Linked DNA regions of Homo sapiens: all the other regions are linked to region 1. The links are chromatin contacts, found by Hi-C or POLR2A ChIA-PET in ENCODE. All regions are on one chromosome and are shown on one strand. Each heading gives the region's core, a stretch centred on a gene start or an enhancer-like site at or near the end of the contact. The rest is flanking DNA. Distances are from core to core; before and after follow the strand shown.

Evidence for each region. Hi-C counts contacts between places; a loop is a spot of excess contacts on that map. ChIA-PET counts read pairs that join two places held with the same protein, here RNA polymerase II (POLR2A). Pooled maps may share reads with other maps.
Region 2: a map of pancreas shows a loop between it and region 1 (4-fold over the local background). The contact joins two enhancer-like sites. A Hi-C loop is called at or near these places in 8 of 168 maps with a recorded cell type or tissue (chondrocyte, dorsolateral prefrontal cortex, ovary and 3 more) and 3 of 50 pooled maps. POLR2A ChIA-PET finds 5 or more read pairs at or near these places in 3 of 52 experiments (AG04449, activated B cell and activated T-cell).
Region 3: a loop to region 1 is called in a pooled map of heart left ventricle, with 2.6 times the contacts of the local background. The contact joins two enhancer-like sites. A Hi-C loop is called at or near these places in 1 of 168 maps with a recorded cell type or tissue (endothelial cell of umbilical vein) and 6 of 50 pooled maps.

What each region holds. Positions count from the first base shown.
Region 1 is chr2:64,050,742-64,055,569 of GRCh38, reverse strand. No RefSeq gene overlaps it. Among named protein-coding and RNA genes, the nearest start is that of VPS54, 34 kb to the right of the region's middle. Within about 2 kb of position 2,974, at least 2 of the 41 ENCODE cell types and tissues checked have a DNase peak (open chromatin) inside an H3K27ac peak, as active enhancers do.
Region 2 is chr2:64,502,628-64,507,455 of GRCh38, reverse strand. No RefSeq gene overlaps it. Among named protein-coding and RNA genes, the nearest start is that of LINC01805, 19 kb to the right of the region's middle. Within about 2 kb of position 2,360, at least 2 of the 41 ENCODE cell types and tissues checked have a DNase peak (open chromatin) inside an H3K27ac peak, as active enhancers do.
Region 3 is chr2:64,398,661-64,403,488 of GRCh38, reverse strand. All of the region lies in intron 1 of LGALSL-DT (LGALSL divergent transcript), which reads left to right. Among named protein-coding and RNA genes, the nearest start is that of LGALSL, 53 kb to the left of the region's middle. Within about 2 kb of position 2,573, at least 7 of the 41 ENCODE cell types and tissues checked have a DNase peak (open chromatin) inside an H3K27ac peak, as active enhancers do.

The DNA.
Region 1 (4,828 bases), core at 1,725-4,224:
GTTCATGAAGAAATACACACAAACATGTCTATCACAGGATTGTTTGTGGTACAAGAGAGTTCGGGGCAGTCTGGGAGTCCACCACTAGGGGCCACAGATATGTTAAGAGGATCAGATGATCATGACATGATCATGACACATAATATGGAATCTTATGCAGCAGTTAGAAGAAATGCGCTAGCTGTGCATAAAGGAACATGAATAGAGCTTAAAAACAGCATTGCATCAAAAAGCAAGAAACAGAATGAGAGCCATTGAACATTACAGATTTAACACATATATTCATAAAGCAGCATTATAGAAAAAACAACCTGGGGGTACACTCATATCCAAACACTTATTAATACATCAGAGTGACTGCCAGTGCTGGCAATCAAGGAGGAAAACAATGAAGTAAAATAAAACAAAAAGGTCCTCTCATGGATGATCACATACAGTGATCTGAGGAAGGCGATTAACTCAAATCTTTGCACTTTAAGTCCAAAAGAAGAAAAAAGGAAAGATCTAAATCCTATCTTCCTTTCTTGAAGCTTTTTCATCCCATAAATGAGATGCAACATCTGATTTTTGAGATAATCCATGTAAACATCTGTGCAACTAGCAACTCAAGGATCATCCATCTAGCTGGTTCTTCCGGGTCTCTGGGGACACTTGAGCAAAGCACACATCCATGAGATGCCAGAGGGTAGAAATAAAACAGAGTGAAGGATACCCTTGTAAACTCAATTCCATAAACCAAAGCCTAAATACGGCCTCATTTATGAAACTAGAAGTGCAGTGTAAAACCAAGAATAAAGAGATTGCAGTGTCAGATCAGTGACCCTAGCGTGGTTATTTCCATCAAACAAAATGGAAAGTTATCTAACAATGAAGCACAGAAAAGAGAAAACAAACAGGTAGCTCTGCGTCATCTGCAAAGACAATGTAGTTGGTAAAGTCAGATTATTTGGCATAATCAGGCAATATAAAATGTATATATGTACATATATATATATATATACAATTTTTAAAGTGAGTTGATCTTAGGATTTTGTTCACTTCAAATTGCTTTCAGCCAAACAGGAAACACAAAAGAGCCCGGTTTGATTCCAGAACTCTTCCTTTTTAAGGCTGCCAGGTCTGTCCTCTTGCAGGGAATGAAAGTGAACAAGGCTGAATATTTCTCTGTGTTTCTGAGAAGGGCTTGTCTGACCCAAGTCCTTGCACCTGCATGCACCACCTGTGGCATGAGTCTGTTGCCCTTTTTCAGTTTGTTCTTTCTTGTCTCCAACTGTCTGCCTAGACAGATGACTGCTGGTAATTCACATGTTTTTCCTTCTCCTTAGCTTTAATACTATAGCCACTCCACTTAAATTACACTCCAAGGTAAGCAGGAATTGGTTTTAAATGGAACCCTGAGAGATGGGGAAGTGAGGAAGGTGGGGGATGACTTCTTGATTCCTTGGTGCTGTATTATCACTTGATTCTTCCTCTGAGTTATCTTTTGTACTTAAAATTCCTTTATTTCGCCATTAAAGTGAGTGAGCCTATAAACTGTACTCACTCTGGATACTTAGGTATTTGAAAATGTTTTTGGCTACCATTTCATTTGGCTAGCATTTTATAGTGGACTCACCTACAGATTTAACTAAAAGTCTAAGATACCCTGTAGCAGCACATCAATTTAGGGAAAACTAGCTTTAAAATGTATAGAAACTTAAGAGTACATAACTTTAAAAGTATATAAAGACATACTACTAAACTAAAACGATCACAAAATCTTAGAATTTTGTAGGAGAAAAGAACCTTAGCAAGCACTGACCAGTTTTCAGCCTCTTTTTTTTTTTTCTGCCTCCATACTGCTTATATTTGCAAATTCTCAGTAACATGGCTTCTACTTAATGAGTCTCACCTGGGAGAACAAACATGCACTGTAGCTTGAAAAGATCACCTCTCTCTTTCCCCATGCCAAGTTTATTAGTTTTCAGAGACCATTTGTTGCTAATTGATGATAAAAGTAATATTGTGATTCATGACTTTCCCTGTTTTTTATCTACCAGCCTGTGCCTCACTTTGAACTGTGCGACATAAGACAGGACCGTGGCTGGGCACGGTGCCTTAAGCCAATAATCCCAGCACTTTGGCAGGCCAAGGCGGGCAGATCACGTGAGGTCGGGAGTTCAAGACCAGCCTGACCAACATGGAGAAACCCCATCTCTACTAAAAATACAAAATTAGCTGGGTGTGGTGGCACATGCCTGTAATCCCAGCTACTCAGGAGGCTGAGGCAGGAGAATCGCTTGAACCTGGGAGGCGGAGGTTGCAGTGAGCTGAGATGGAGCCATTACATGCCAGCCTGGGCAACAGAGCGAGACTCCATCTCAAAAAAATAAAAATAAAAAAAATTTAAAAGACAGGGCCATGAACACAAAACAACTGTGTCTCCATCTGCAGAGAAGCACTGAGTATCTGGACATTGTTTAGTGTCCTTTTTAACCTTATAATTAAATTCCACACTTCCCCTGCTATTGTTTAAAGTATTTAGCACTCAACCAAATGTATTTTTATTGGCTATTAGTACTAAAGTAGTTACTATCTTATCAAAAGCCTATTAACAAAAGCCAAGGCACAATTTTTTCCCATGCAGTCTCTGGCTTTGATTTTTTAAAAAAAATTTTTTAGACATATTCATGTAGAAAAGTTACAGAATACGGATGAATAGAAAAACAGTTTTTCTTAATCTCACCACCTAGAGAAAAGAGCATCTCCCATGTACACTTCTAGTCTTCATTTTCATCTTAAGAATATTTTACTTAAAAAATGTCACCCAAACAGACTTGTGTCTACAAAGGTGAGCTTCTGAGAAACCAACTTCCCTTGTGCAGCAGCAGACTCTGCTTTAGAGGGAAGGAAGCGGCTCACATCCTGACTAACAGGGGGTCATTGTTACTCTCTCAGAATTGGCATAATGCCTTCTTCTTCAGCCAGAAAGACAATTATGTGACAGAAAATCTAAGAGGTGGGCCTGCCTTAGGGAAAAGTGGCTTAAAAGCAAATTTGACTCACATAAAGAGAGTGCTAGGTATTTTCCTTGCTTGCTTTCTCTGTAATTGTTACAGCCCAGAAAGACATGGGTTTGAGTCCCAGTTATTCCTTACAAGCCAGGTAACCTTGGATAAGTTACTAAAGTCCCTCTCTGCTACAGTTTCCTCATTTGTTAAATAGGAACAATAATAGTACCAACTTGACTGAGTTCTTGCAAAGACCAGCAAGTTACGTAGGGGCCAAGGGAGAGCTTTCCTCGTGGCCCTCAGAAGGTTTGCTGAAAAACCAACTCAAAAAAGGTAGACTAATTGGAGAAAAGACATTCAAATTTATTTAACGGGAATACACAAGAGCCTTCAGAATGAAGACCAAAACACGCAGGGGAAATTGTCATTTTTATGCTTAGGTTCAACAAAGTATGGCCAGCTGTATAGGAACATGACTGGACAAAAAGGGTAAGATCTAATGGCCGGAGTGGGGAAACCCAGCAAGGCCTGTCCGTCTAGATTCTTCTTGGCGTCTCTGAGCACGCATTCCTTCCTTCTGGGTGTGGGACAGGACCCTCTCTGGAACCAGGGTCTTATGTCCTACAGTCAAATAAGGGAGGTCAGATAATTTCTTCATGGCCAGTTTTTATACAGAAAGGTGGAGGGAAAGTTAGAGTAAAATTGTAGGTTTTATGACTAGCTTTGGGTAAAGGGGTTCTGGTTTCTATGACCCACCTTCGGGAAGAGGGATTCTAGTTTCTGCGGCTGGCCTCAGTGGAGAAAGGATTAAGAGACAGGAGGGCAGGAGAAGGTCAAAGAAAAACTTCTGTTTCTGAGGTTGCTTTCTGAGGTCTTTGTTTTAGGGTATTGTTTTCCGAGCCCAAACAGTTCAACAGAGTTTTTAGTGCCTGGCCTGCAGTAGTAAAAAGGTTTCAACAAATGTCAGCAGCGTTACTGTGGTTGTGGATCAGTATGAGGATTATATGAGATACTCTATTTGAAACTCCTGCCACACTTAGGAATTAGTATTTCAATAATTAGCATTACAGGGAGGGTTTGTTCTTAACTACTCACCTTTTCACTTGGCCACACTCCCTGTTTTTTTCTTCTAGTCCACTGCTATCTGGTAGCAGTTTCTGTGATGATAAAAATGGTCAATTATCCGTGCTGTCCAACATGGTAGACGCTAGTCACATGTGGCTGTTGAGCTCTTGAAATGTGGCTAGTGCAACTTAGGAACTGAATTTTTCATTTCAATTTTAATTAATTTCAATAGTCCCACCTAGTCCCTTGATTTCTGTCTGCTCCTATCCCTGTCTAATCACCCATATTTCCTTTAGGCATAAAGTAGATTCATCTATAGGGACTTCGGTCAATCTCTACTCATTTACGCTAAGTTTTGAATAATGTTTTCTACATAGCACTTTATTGATAAATTATACATACAATCCTACCATTAAGAAATCAGAAACAGACCTGGCACAGTGGCTTATACCTGTAATCCCAACACTTTGGGAGGCCGAGGCAAGTGGATCTCTTGAGGTCAGGAGTTCAAGACCAGCCTGACCAACATGGTGAAACCCCGTCTCTAATAAAAATACAGAAAACTCCTATGGGCATGGTGGTGAGCGCCTGTAGTCCCAGTTACTTGGGAGGCTGAGGCACGAGAATCACTTGAACCTGGAAGGCGAAGGTTGCAATGAGCCAAGATCATGCCACTGCACTGCAGCCTGGGTGACAGAGTGTGACCTTGTCTCAAAAAAATTAAAATTAACAAAAAATTAAAAAAGACAAAAAAGAATTCAGAAACAAATTGG
Region 2 (4,828 bases), core at 1,111-3,610, 450 kb before region 1:
CCAGGTGACACAAGGCCCTTCCTCCCCTGTAGCTCCCAAAGGAGTTCCTGGAGTGGGCTGAGGCAAGGCTGAATTTTGGGTTGTACTAAGGTATAAAAGAGAACTGATTAAATCCATGCACTAAGGAACTCGAGGTGGCGGTTCTCAGCTCCTGGCTGGTGAGCCTTCTCCTTACTTTTTATCATGAGGTTCATATAAATAGCAAAGGCATGTTTTAAAATTCTGAATCTGACATATTTTTATCCCCACAAAAATCTATTTGTATTTTTTAGTTTTATATTACATAATTAAAAATAGAAATTAAATTATAAAAATGCAAAAAGCCAAGAAATGTATTTTCTCAGATAATAGATTATAATATAAAACAATACAAAAAAGGGAAAAATGTCTCCTACCCCAAATACACAATTCCACCTTCTCAGCCATTACCAATGTTAGCATCTTGATAACATAAAAATTCCTGTGGTGTATTTTTTTAAGGTATGAAATGGGTGTCTCCCTATGCTGTCCAGGCTAGAGTGCAGTGGCCAATCCCAGCTCACTGCAGCCTCAAACTCCTGGGCTCAAGGGATACTCCTACTTAGCCTGCCAAGTAGCTGGGATTACAGATGCACGCTACTGAGCCCAGCTACTTGTGTGTGCGTGTGTATTTATAGACTTTTTTTGCCTATATAAACATATATAAACATTTTTAACATTAAAAGTAAGTAATACTATTAATATTACTTCATGACTTGCTTTTTTTCTATTGGACAGATGTTAGGTATCTTTTTCCATGTAAGTACTATAAATGAAAACCGATTGAAGCCTCTTTAGTGGCTGTATTGTATTTAATTGAATGGAAATACCTAATTAATGTAACTAGTCTCCTATTGAGGCATATTTACGTGTCAATTTTAGATATAATAAATAGCATTGCAACATTTACACCAGTGCACGTTTGAGGATGTGTGCCGCCACTACCTAAAATGGAAATTACAAGATCAAAGGATGTGAATATTTTGGATGATCTACACTTGAAGTTCTTAAAACTAGGTGGAATAAATTGCCTTGTGACTGTCAGACTATAAAGTCAGTACACTATGGATTAAAGCAGAAATTCATGAAGCCATCCTCAAAAGAGTTGGAATAGATCTTAATATGATTAAAGACACAAACGTATCACACTGAGCGATATGTCACTCAGAAAAGGGTTCGTCAACAATGGAAGCATGAAAAACAGAGAGTAAGAGAAGCAAACACAGCATGACCTTGTCCAAGGAAGAGAAAAATGTGGCTCTCAACCATGTGATTAAACTGGTCTTTTTTATTATTATTATTATTATTATTATTATTTTACAGTGGAGAAGGAAGCATCAAACTTTTATAGCTTGACGACACTTCAACTGACTCTTCCCACACACTAAGCTACCTTCTGAAGATTATTCCTCTTACTCTCTGTTTTCCATGCTTCCATTGCTGATCAACCATTTTCTGAGTGATATATCGCTCAGTGTGGTATGTTTGTATGTTTAATCATATTAAGACCTATTCTGACTCTTTTGAGGATGGCTTCATGTATATCTGCTTTAACCCATAGTGTACTGATTTTATAGTCCGACACTCATAAGGCAATTTATTCCACCTAGTGTAAGTACAGTTCTATGGTAAGGAACAGTTAGAAGTGAACTATGTAGGGCTCCATGTATACACAGGTATATAGCTCCTAAATGTAATGTTGAGTGGAAAAGTTGCTAAAGGGTACACACACTATGATACTTTATATATAATGCCTGAAAACCTGCAATATCATTGATCACTCAGGGATATTTATGTATTTTATCAAAGCATGAAGACATACCTGAAAATGATAAACATAAAATTCAGGATGATGGTTTTCATTGGCAGTGGATCAAAGAGGGAAGTGTAATCACAGAAAGGTTACACAAGAGGCTTTATAAAGTTTTACATGTTTAGACTTGATGGTAGATACATGGATGTTCCTCGTATTACTCTCTGGGCCTTTTTGCTCTTTTGAATGTTTTCATAAAGAAAGAATAAACAATAAGAAGGTTTAGTCTGGCAGGAGCATAGGATGTGAGGCGGCCATTGGAAGAGGTATGGTAGAGCGGGGCAGGGTCAGCTCAGAAGGACCGTGCAGTAGCTTTGCACCTGAAGATCCCGAGAGGCCCCTGAGGAGGTTTAGCGGTGGTGTGGAGACTGTCTTGGAGGCGGGGTGACGAGTCAGATGGATGCTGCACGACTCAAGTGGGAGACAACAGTGAGTGGGCTACACTCGGAATACAGAAGAAAGGACAGAGTGAAACTGTCAGCTCATGTTGCCTCAGTGCTTCCTCCTTTCTTTCTCAGGCTCCTTTGCCAAGTGGCTTCTGGAGAACTTCCGCTAATGGGAGGCACTGTGAGAGGATGGAGCGGGGAACGAAGAAGCCTGGGTATTCCTTCCTCTCCCCATTTCTCTGCTTCCAGTGGCCTCTCCAACAGGGACTGTGCCTCCTTCACATCCACCTCCCGTGAGACAGCTCCTCTGCCGGTGCAGCCAGTTCTCACCAGGGAGCCCTGGCTTCTGGGCACGGGTAATAAGTTTGTCCCATCAGCCTAGAGCAGGTGACAACTTCCAATTGTTGCTGATGCCTGGGTCACATCATTGACCCCTGCTCTGCATCTCAGCTCTTCCAACACCCTGGTAGCTGGTTCTCTGTGTTAAATCTCCCGTTGATCTCTGTCTGGACCCTGACTGAGACATACACTTTTTGGATGCTTTATATTTTGTCTTCTGTGGGAAACAGAGGCATGGTGGCTAAATGAGCAGGGCTGTGGCCTCACAAGTACTAAGGCAGCTAGAGGCTACTAGAGGCACCTGAAGCTCTGACTGAGGTACTTTCTTCACAAATGGTGGAAACTCCTGAGAAGACATGGCTTCTTCCATGGATATCAATGACTGCCATCAGGCCAGCCAGGCAGACTCAGTCATCAATTGGGCCCACCATTAAAATCAGCTTTCCTGTTTGAGGAGACGCTAATTCTTCTTTGGAAGGACACAGCAGCAGTGGGGAATCAGGGTGAGGACTAAAGCTTTTACAAAGCAGTTACTTTTTATGATTGGTCTCTATCATTTATTTATTTTTGAGACAGAGTCTTACTCTGTCACTCACTGCACCTCTGCTTCCTGGGTTCATACGATTCTCCTGCCTCCTGAGTAGCTGGGATTACAGATGTGCCCGGCGAATTTCTGTATTTTTAGTAGAGATAGGGTTTTACCATGTTGGCCAGGCTGGTCTGGAACTCCTGACCTCAAGTGATCCGCCTGCCTTGGCCTCTCAAAGTGCTGGGATCACAGGCGTGAGCCACCACACCCGGCCTGATCTCTACTATTTTTAAAAATTATTTTTGTGGTTACAAATTAAAACACATTTATTTACGCCTTTTGGAAAATATAGAAAATATATTTAAATTAGAAACAACAACAGAACTCTCCAGGAGTTTATCTCCCCTTATGAAGGGAATCAGTTTACATTAAATGAAATCTGTGAAACAAATAACTCGGATCTAAAATATTTTGCTTATTCCATCTTCTGTTGTAAGTCATCTGTTTTTGCTTATAAGGAAGCTGAAGTGAGAACCTAATGAACTAAACAAAAAGCTTTTGACAGCTGACTATTGGAATGGGGTGAAGGTCTCGAATGAGGATAAACATGTGTGCTGATATCCATCAAGATACAGATTTCTCTGTTGTCATTAATTATGAAGGGATAAGGACACCATTGTTGTCAAATTGTTTTTCTGCAGGGCCTTATCCATGTAAAATGTAAACCTGTTACATCTGCATGAATTGAAAGGCTTGTGATAAAGGCTTAGCCAGTCATGAAAGGTAATTTTAGCAGATGGTAATGGCTCAAAAATTACCTCTTATTAGTCACATGAAGATATATACATATTAAGTTCAAAGCATTTTTCTTCTTCTTTCCCTCCTTTCCCTGAGTTTCTCTTCTTTAAGACCATACTATGTGACCTCTGGTGTTTTAGGCAGCAAACACCAGCTCAATTATTTTCCTTTTGCAGTGGCTTTAAAATAAAGTTCTTCTGACAGTTTATAAACCTAATATTCGATGAGAAGTTTTGTTTCTTCCACAGTGGCTAAAAAAAATATTCCAAGCTGAAAAACTGGCTTTAGAAAGTGGTGATCACACCAAAATACTCCCATGATTTTCAGGGTAGCCAGTAGGATGTCCCCGAAGTAGTTCCTCTCCCCACAGCACCTGCTCTCTCTGTCTCTCTTGCCCTTTCTTTTCCCTTCCTCATTCTTTCTTCCAAGCCTGCCTTCTCCCAGCCTCCCTGCACCTGAACTGGCTCTGGTTCTCCTACTCCTCCACGTCCACCGTTAGACTCACCCAGTGTGTATACTCAATCCAAACCAGCAAGGCAAGTAGCTCGGACCTTAGCCAAGTCAGACTACCTGTTTTTCTGCAGGCATACTCTTGGTGGGGGTGGGTCTCAGGACATCTATATAGTTTTTATTTTGTTTTATTTTATAAAAAATGGATTCATCTCTCTCCAGACATAGTGTTGGGAAAATTACTTGGGAAAAAAGAATGCTCATGGACATTTCCCCCTATTAATTCACGCAGTGCATTCCTCTTCTTTTTTATGGCTGCATAGTATTCCTTAATGGGGTCAACCACAATTTTTTTTTTGAGGTGGAGTCTCGCTCTGTTGCCCAGGCTGGAGTGCAGTGGCGAGATCTTGGCTCATCGCAAGCTCCGCCTCCCGGGTTCACGCCATTCTCCTGCCTCAGCCTCCCCAGTAGCTGGGACTACAGGTGCCCGCCACC
Region 3 (4,828 bases), core at 1,324-3,823, 350 kb before region 1:
AGGTGGTCCATTACTCAAGATAACCGTGGCAACCAGATATGCTGACCCTCATCCCCTACCCTCAGGTGCTTTGCCCAGCCCACCCTGTATACCTCATGCCCCATGTTAATTCCTGCGCTTTGCCTAATAAAAAAGCAGGGCTCTTTTGGGGGAGTAAGTCAGGGAATTCTCTCTCTGTCTCTGTCTCTGTCTCTCTCTCTCTCTCTCTCGCTGCCTCTTTTATGTCCAGGCATAAGCTCCAGTGAAGCCTTGTTTGGAAAAACTCTTTGGGCCTTGTGTGAATTTCTATTGCATTGAGAGCCCAAGAATCATGGTTGGTAATGTGAGGGGCCTTATTGAGGGGGGGCAAGTCATTCCACATTTTCCAAATGAGACCGAAGTGGATACACAGACTAACAATAACTGCAGTGACTCATTCTCCTTTCCAGAACCTCAACTCACAGCTGTCCCCAGTGGCTTTGTGGCATTTCACAACAGTTTTGACTTTAGAACCTCTCTCACCTTGGCCCCCACTCCAGAGCCAAAGGAACCCCCACATCTCAGGAAGTAGGTTATGAATCTGGGATACCCTGGAAGCCCAGATGCAAAACCCATATTAGGGAGGAGGAAATGGGGAAAATGAATGTTTTTTAAAGCCACCTTCTACACAAGCCTCCCCAAGAAGGGTGGATCATCTTTGCTGCTATAGGAACTCTTATTCATTGCTGGTGGAGGGTCCAAAGAGATAATGTTAAAGTATTGATTTGAGCTGAAGGAGTGAATTATGCTAATAATTAGATTATTAATCCTTTTACAAATCTAACACTATCCAATTATTTTAACAAAGATGAAGGAGAAACTAATGAGTGTTCCATAATATCAGTATTGGACAACGTAGCTTTAGAGCTTTATGGTCACAGAAAAGGAAAAAAAATTGAATTTGTATACATTTTAAGAGAAATGATAAGGCGATTAATAAATGACTTTGATCATAAATGTATATTATATCAGGATAAAGTTCTTTAGGGAAAGAGGAGTGGAAATACAAACTCAAGGAGAAAAAAGGAATAATGTAAAATTTCTGACTGTTAAAGAAGAGCTTGTTCGTGATTTTTTTTAAAAAAATGGAACATATTAAATTGCTAAAACATTCCAATTCTATTTTGATACATTTAAATAGTGGCTTATAGTTATTCCAAAATGTTTAACTGTTAAAATGTTAAAAGATTTCAAATTTACAGTAAAATGTAACATTTTTCAGCTATTTAAACTCAAAATGAGATTTAAAATACCAACACAAAAATTTTAAGGCATCCCTTCAGAGTAGAGGAGGAAAAAAAAACTGTCAAAGGGGATATATAATGTTCCAACATTATTTTAGGGGACATGCAATGCAAGCAAAATACTTGAAGACTCCTGAGCTGGACAGCATTTGTGTTCTTTTCAACTCTTTGGATTTTGTGGATGGGGTCTAAGAGGTTACTCTGGTGAGTGGGCACTGCAAAGAGCAGGACACCTATCTCCAAATGTAAAGGTTCACTTACAACCAAGTCTCCAAACAAAACAAAGTAGAAACAAGCCAACAAATAAAACCCACCATCTCCTTCTCTTATACACACACACACACACACACACACAGAGCAGACCCCCCAAGCCCCCCAGTAGTTGTTCCAGTATAGGCCGTTCATCAACCTGTGAAAACATGAGCTTCGTTAGCAACAGGGCATGGTCTGATCCCTGGGAAATCTCTGGAGCTGGGAGTGGCCTCAAAGAGGATCATTAAAGATCAAAAACCCCACTTGAAGTTGTTTGTTCTGCTGCAGTGTAAATCCTCTTGGCTGAGCAGCCCTTGACAGAGTCTGCTGCCTAAACAGAAGTCTTAGACGGGTGTTTGGTTTGTTTTCTGTGGAAATCAAGGCAAAGGTCTGAGTTCCACATCTGAGTGCAGACCCAGGACAGTGTACACGGGATGGCAAAGTGACTCAAACTGAAAGAACTCAGTGGAAGCAGAAACTAGGAGCCAGAGGTGAGAACATAAGCCTCCCCACCCCCAAATGGAGAATATGGAGACATCCTGGGGACAGTGGCCTTTCCAGGCACGTAGAGGGTTCATGAGCTTGCATTTTGTCATGCATGAGGAGCCCAGCTTGCTTATATTCAGCTCTGCGTGGATTCCTCGTGCTGTTGTCCTACTCCAGGTGTCAGGAATAGCTCAGCCCTTCCCAGAGGCAGCAAGAGAGCAAGAAGGACAGAGGAGACTGAGCTGGCAGGTCTCTAAATGACCTCAAGTCACCACAGCCACTGGTGCTGAAGGAAATGGGAAAATAGTCTCGTGACCCAGCGAGTGCTTCCCATGCAGGTGAGCGCTGACAGTGGGAGACAGGGGTGTATCATCCTGGCAAGAGAGCAGAGGGGAGAGGAGAGGACTCCTCATGCTGTGGGAGCTGGAATCCTGGCTTGGCTGCCCTGAGTCAGCCTTCAATAGCCAGAGCCAGACCTCCCCTTCCTAGCAGGGCCCTGCCCAGATCAGGTGGCCGGGAGGGGCTGTTGCTCAGCCCTAATCCTGGGATCAACCCCAGGAAGTGGTAGCAGGACCCAGGTGGCCTTGGACCATTTCAAAGACTGGCATCAGATGTTTATCAGCTAGTATTTGTACAAGGCCCAGGCTGAGGATGCATAAGAGACTGTGAAAAATGTCAGGAAAGCGAAAACAGCTTTCTGTAAATAGGGCTCAGACCCTGGGCAAGGTGCTATGTCTCCCCTTGGGGCTTTGGTGAAGGAAAACGCAAACATTAATCCAGAGTGAGAGAAAGAAACAGACACCACCTTGTAGGAAGATGGAGGACTGACTCCAGGAAACTCCAAGAGACGGGATGCAAAGAGAGGCAGGGTCTGTGTTTTACTTTTTCTTTGAATGTTCTGCAGTCTGTCATCTCTGGAGGCCTCAGAACCTGGTGTCACATTACAGGGTGAATGCCAGGGACAAGCTAAAGAGAGGTAAGAACCCACAGCAGTGTTAATGGCCACTGTGGGAGAATTCTGGAGATCTTACACTATAAGGGACAGGGAAACATTCATACATTTAATAAACATTAAATCTCTGATAAAAACCTATAAAACCAATCATTTTCAACTTGTATTTTAATGTAACTCACATGACCTTTACCTACATGACTCACCCCTATGCACATTGCGAGATTTGGCCACAACTGTCAAATTTGTTTGCAATTCCCAGCTCCCAAACCCTAACTTCACCTCTTCCTCTCTAGCTTAGGAGGAAAGAAAGAATGCATGTAAGTAAGAGCATTGTTATTATAGGGTGACCTTGAATTGCTCTAATTCATTAAAACGGTGAATTCTTTGCAAAATTGAGAGATGAAGTGAGGCTGCATCTCTTTTATGTGTCCTGTGAGTTTGGCTCTAGCCTCATCTCCCCTCTGGCAAGAATGGCTTTCTCTCTTTCCCAGGGTCATTTCCCTGTGATGAGCCCAAGAAGTCCAGGTTACCAGGATGCTTATGAGAAAGCCAAGGGTCAGTCCTTGTCTCCTGGGCTACTGGAACCATCTCAGATGCATGCCTGGAGGCTGTGGGGCTCCTCAGCCCCTGCCATGCCCAGGGGGTCCCAGACCGCTGCCAGAGGCAGAGGGACTGGGGCTTGGACAGCCAGGAAAGTCCTTCCACACACTGTAGCTGCAGTTGAAATTCCACAGCCCCATTTGAGCCCCAGAGCTTGTCCTGGTCACTCTCACCTCCTCTACACTCCTGATGCTGGGACTTCCTTTGCTGCTGATCATGGAGTTTGTGGCTAGCTCTGGTCACAGCTAGCAGCCATGGTATATATCCTACTGACAATTGTCCTTTCAGCACAAGACACGGCAATCCCTGCCTTCTTTCAATGCTATGCTCAGCTAAGGAGCTGCCACTCAAATGGAATGGCAGAGCCACTTACCCAGGGCATGATCTGCCTATGAGAGCATGTGGGGACTGATCTCATGCCTACCCCTCACAGACTGAGGACCACAGTCTCCTTCTTCCCCTACCTTCCATACCCCAAGCCCACACCCAGTTCCTAACCCAGAATGGGTGACATGTCTTTCAAGGAGGTAAGCTCCTCTGAGTTACCTTAGAAACAAAGTCCTTGGAAGCCACCTTGCAGACAAAGGGTTGTGACTTAATTTTTGAGAACTGCTGAACTTGAAGCTGGGCCCTCAGCAGAAATGTCTTCTCTGTCTCAAACCATGCCCATTTCTGAAACTACCCCCTATCTCTTTCACAGGGGACCCTGCTGCACCGGTAGCCATTCTCCCACATCAGCTGTGAATATCAGCTGTGGGTCGTGTTAGGGTTCTATTAGCTGCTGCAACAGATTGAATCCCAATTTCAATGACTTAACACATTGGAAGTCTATTTATCACTCAAATAAGATTCCAATGTCAGATTCCTAGTCAGTGAGGGTCTTTTGTCATGTGGTGATTGAGGGGCACAGGCTATTTCCCTTGTGTGGTTCTTTCATCCTATGGCCTAAAAGTTCTCCACCTCCAACTGGCAGATATGGAGAAGTCACAGCTCCTTCTCCTCCTCCACTTCCTCCTCCTCTTCCTCCTCCTCTTGCTCCTCCTCTTCTTTCTTCTTCAACTATTGTAAAATATACATAGCATAAAATGTCCCATTTTAACCATTTTAAGTGTACAGTTCAGTGGCATTAAGTACATTGACACTGTTTTGCAACTATCACCACCATCCATCTCCAGAACTCTTTCATCTTTCCAAACTGAAACTCAGCACTCATTAAACAACATGAAATCCCCACTTCCCTCCTTCCCTCAGCTCCTGGAAACCACCACTTTAC